2 separate regions of the Homo sapiens genome follow, and region 2 is linked to region 1. A link is a loop called in an ENCODE intact Hi-C map of the cell type or tissue named here. Cell type or tissue: chondrocyte. All regions are shown on one strand.

Region 1 (2,500 bases):
TCTAATTTGAGTCATGGAGTTTTTGAATCTTTAGCTTTTAATTTGCCATGTTGTAGAAGAAATTTCCTAATTGGCATCATTATTGTCAACCATTAAGTAGCTGGTGTGACCTTCATGCTAAGTTGGATACAGCAGAGTTTAAACAAATGAAATAGTCAATCTACCAGACTTACTGAATACTTAGTGTGCCTCAGGTACTCCTCTGGAAACTAACAAAGTAGACATGAATGAATTGAATTATTATGGAATGTTATATAATCCTATATCCCATAAAGCCAAACTCTGATTTTTTTAATGAAAAGGCTATTAATATCATCTCAGTCTACCCATTTCTCCTTTTATGAAGCTTTGGGATGGGGATTTAGGAAATGAAGTTGTGCATAATGAAACTCCTGGTGTTTTCTACACAATCTGGTTTCATACAGGATTGCTAAGAGGATTGCCAACCCTGTGTGTGGAAAGTGGGAAACACATGCAGGAAAAACCCTTGCTTTTCCATGAAAACACAAGGCAAGATTTGCAAGTCCATAAGCAAGGCCAAAGTGGCTAGCTCATCTCTAACCCTCAGGGATTCTGCTGAACTTTGTAGCTTCAATACGTGTTTAAAAGAGAAGACAGCATTTTCCTTGACCTGCTGAACTGTAAAGCACATCTTTTACAGAACGTTTTCCAAAAGAACTAGTCCTGAAAAATACTCTATGAAAAAAGGGTTTGGAGGTCAAAGCTGACTGAAAACTGCTGATCGAATCAGTCACCCTCATGGACAGAGGGACAGAGCACATCAGCATGTTAAAGGAGCTGAGAAGTCTGGCTGGAAAGCAGTCAGTTTAACTGCCTGAATGTATTTAATCATGGAATTGTAGGTTAATCCAATATCTCATTAGCTCTGTAAGACACATTTTGGAAAACTGCTGTGAAGTGGTGTGAGTGAGAGTTTATTCCCAAATGACCCGTAACTTAAAACTGTCTTGTAGGGTAGTCCCCTTGGAAAGCTGTGTGCTTATTTCAGTAATGCTGCTTTTATTAGAAATATTTTCTATACTTCTTTTTGGGAATTCACTTCAAAGGCTTTTGTAAGTGATAGCATTCATGCAAAAATAATAATTTTATATATTATTCTACAGTTAAAATGTGACAATGTGACTATTATGTTTACAGTTACATGAGAATTAAAATAGTCATTTGTTCAGTATTTACTATGTGCTAGCTACTTACATAGAGGACCTCATGGAAGTGCTATTAGATCCTTTTATTATCCCCAGAAACCTAGTGCCTAAGGCCACATGCCTGTTAGCAGTGTGGGGATTTGAACATGAGCCCACCTGACTCGAAAGCTTTTCTCTTAATTGCCTAATTTTAGTTATTTGGGTCAAGAGTGGAATTAGACAGCTTGCTCACTTTCCAGATATTTTTACAAAGTCTGCTATCTTCTTAAAGACATCTAAAAGAATCTGTCAACTCTGAAGGCAATTCCCTAAAAGGAAATGGTTTGAGAAAAGGCAACACCGAAAGAATTGCTGTGCAGCTACCCAGGGTGATTGCTCTGATGAATGAGATCATTCCTCATTGGATTTTTAAGCTCTGGACTTATAAGCGCTTAACATAAACAACAACAAGAAAAGTATCGTGGTAGCCTTGCCTATGAGCCTGCAGTTTTTAATTTGTCTGAGTCCTGGACCTCAGCCTAGATGTAACCTTGCTCTGTTGCTGTCCTCTAGAGGCCTGGCACTGTGGACTCGGTGTTGTCTAGCAGAGAGGCCTTGAGGAAGTGGCCCAGCAGTGTGCTTGCGTTTCCAAGGTGAGTGCTTTGCTTCACGGGTTCCTCTAGGCACTAGCACTCCTTGCTGATCTGCTGATCTCATTGGGCAGTGTTTCTCAATGTTTTGTAGCTCATGTTCCTTTTAATGTATTCTGTCTGTCTCTCCCTCTCTAAATCCACCAACAAAGAAGAGTTTATTGCATACACTTTCTGTAGTTAAGTTAAATAACAATGGACATTTATTCTTTTTTATCCCCCCTCACCGCGACGGAGTCTTGCTCTGTCACCCAGGCTGGAGTGCAGTGGCACGATCTCTGCTCACTGCAACCTCGGTCTCCTGGGTTCAAGCAATTCTCTCCTGCCTCAGCCTTTGGAGTAGCTGAGATTACAGGCGCACGCCACCATGCCTGGCTAATTTTTGTACTTTTAGTAGAGATGAGGTTTCACCATATAGGCCAGGCTGGTCTCGAACTCCTGGTCTCAAGTGATCCATCCGCCTCGGCCTCCCAAAGTGCTGAAATTACAGGCGTGAGCCACCAGGCCTGGCCCATTTACTCTTTTTTAAAACTACCCTTGGCTCCTGGAAATTCTGATACTACCTTCCATTAACCTTAGTCCCTGCAGTATTAGTAAAACTCTTCTCACCTGCTGAACTTTCCACTACTTTGTACCACTTCTTCTGCCCTAGCTGCTGCTTCTTCCTTCAGTTCAGCCCATTTCCTGTCCTTGCTCGGATTTTTA
Region 2 (2,500 bases), 450 kb before region 1:
CACTGCTCAAGGAATTAAGAGAGGACACACAAAAAAAATGGAAAAACATTCCATGCTCATGGATAGGAAGAATCAATATTGTGAAAATGGCCATACTGCCCAAAGTAATTTATAGATTCAGTGCTATACCCATGAAGCTACCATTGACTTTCTTCACAGAATTTTAAAAAACTACTTTAAATTTCATATGGAACCAAAAAAGAGCCCGTATAGCCAAGACAATCCTAAGCAAAAAGAACAAAGCTGGAGGCATCATACTACCTGACTTCAAACTATACTACAAGGCCACAGTAACCAAAACAGCATGGTACTAGTACCAAAACAGATATATAGACCAATGGAACGAACAGAGTCTTCAGAAATAACATCACACATCTACAACCATTTGCTCTTTGACAAAGCTGACAAAAACAGGAAATGGGGAAAGGATTCCCTATTTAATAAATGGTGTTGGAAAAACTGGCTATCCATATTCGGGAAACTGAAACTGGACCCCTTCCTTACACCTTATACAAAAATTTACTCAAGATGGATTAAAGATTTAAATGTAAGATGTAGAATCATAAAAACCCTAGAAGGAAACCTAGACAATACCATTCAGGACATAGGCACACCCTAATTGAATGGCTGATGGTGGCCATACAAATGGTATGGAATGACACCAGAGAAATACCAGAAACTGTGAGTAAATGGCAGTTGTATACAGATTTGGTGCAAGTAATTTGGGAGATGGGTATATGGCAGGCTATGTTCGATCTGAATACCTGAGGGCCAGATGATGAACGCTTTACCTCCCACATGAGGGACCTTGTATTGGGCTCTGCCCCGCCAAGTGCCTTCGGCTCCCTGGCCGCTCTCCTCACTCCATATGTGGGGTGCCACATACTTGAAGTGACTACTGCCATGGCGGCCCTTGGGGAAGCAAAGGGCCATTAGTGGGACCTAGGAATCTACACCATAAAAAGGGGAACAGTACCCCTTCTGCAGGGTGCCACCTCATGGGACAAAAAGGGGCCCCAGTGGATGACCCACATGCCACCAGATATAGATTGATTTGATTTTGGATAGGGTTGACCAAGAGAAAATTGATAGGCAACCCAATGAAGTGCCGTTAACTTTGTAGAGGCAACTGTCCCTGGAGCAGCAATTCCAGAAAATGCCCAAGAGGTGGCAGGATGATGCTGCTCAGCTCAGTACCCCCGGCCACTCCATCTCAAGCACTACTTGCAGATGGATGGAGGTATAGAAATTTTTGTGTTTGATAAGGGAACTGGCCGAGGTGCTCGGCTTGGGGGAACACTGGACAACTGGAGGCCACAAGTGGAATTGACAATCCACTGGTCCCCCACCAACATACAGCGGGTGCTGGTGCTGGTAGACACTGGCACAGATTGTACTCTCGTCTGTGGGAACCTGGATAAATTTCCAGGCAAGGCTGCATATATAGATGGCTATAGAGGTCAGTCAGTGAAAGTGAAACCTGCATCTTTGCACCTTGGCATTGGCTGCTTGGCTCCCCACTTATAAACTATGTTTCTCCCATACCTGAATACATTTTGGGGGTGGATACTTTACATGGCTTGGCTTTACAAACCACGGATGGGGAATTCAGACTCCAAGTATGTGGGGTTAAGCTGGTACTCCACAGACATACACATCACTAGCTCCATGTCCTGCCACAACCCTTATGGATTACTTCCACGTGTCAATACCACTTGCCAGGTGAGCATACAGAGATAACTGAGACTATTAAGAAGTTAGAAAAGGTGCAGATAATGTGTAACACCTACAGACCCTACAATTTTCCAGTATGGCCAGTCAAGAAGCCTGATGGAACTTGGCAGATGACAGTGGATTATTGAGAACTAAATAAAGTAATACCCCTTTTACATGCAGCTGTACCCTCTATCATGGATTTGATGGACCCCTTGACAATGAAGTTGGGAGAGTACCACTATGTGGTGGACTTGGCCAATGCATTCTTCTCAGTTGACATTGCTCCAGAGAGCCAGGAAGTTTGCCTTCACATGGGAAGGGCAACAGTGGACTTTCACAGTGCTGCCGCAGGGCTATATGTGTAGCCCCATCATACATCATGGTCTCCTTGCCACGGATTTAGCCGCCTGGAAGTGTCCAAAGGGAATCCACCTATTCCATTATATTGATGATATTATGTTAACCTCTGATTCTCTTGCAGGTTCAGAAGTGGTGGCACCCCTTTTACAACAACATTTGGCAGCATGAGGTTGGGCAGTCAACAAATCCTAGGTCCAAGGGCCTGAACTGTCTGCCAAATTATTGGTAGTTATCTGCTTGGGTAAAACAAAGGCTATACCAGAGGCCATCACTGATAAAATTCAGGCATATACCCGGCCCACAACAATGAGGCAACTACAGACTTTTGTAGGCCTCTTGGGATATTGGTGGGCATTTGTACCCCATTTGGCTCAGATGGTAAAACCGTTGTGTCAGTTGACAAAAATGGGAACTACTTGGGATT

What was found. A loop is a pair of places that touch in the nucleus more often than their neighbours do. Peaks named below come from ENCODE experiments on the same cell type or tissue, not always from the same donor. Only the 100,000 strongest peaks of a DNase experiment are listed, where the experiment ranks them.
Region 2: it touches region 1 in a loop (2.0-fold over the local background); 2 of 110 quality-filtered maps call a loop at or near these places.

Annotation. Positions count from the first base shown.
Region 1 is chr11:86,393,616-86,396,115 of GRCh38, forward strand. It overlaps CCDC81 (coiled-coil domain containing 81), which reads left to right. Exons shown (of 15, transcript NM_001156474.2): 5 at 1,719-1,798. It overlaps LOC105369421 (a long non-coding RNA gene), which reads right to left and starts at 2,485. Exons shown (of 5, transcript XR_007062826.1): 1 at 2,405-2,485. In chondrocyte, no CTCF peak of the experiment used is centred here; no DNase peak of the experiment used is centred here.
Region 2 is chr11:85,940,382-85,942,881 of GRCh38, forward strand. No RefSeq gene overlaps it. Among named protein-coding and RNA genes, the nearest start is that of CCDC83, 86 kb to the left of the region's middle. In chondrocyte, CTCF peaks have their summits at 1,164 (motif pointing right) and 1,367; a DNase peak (open chromatin) is centred at 880.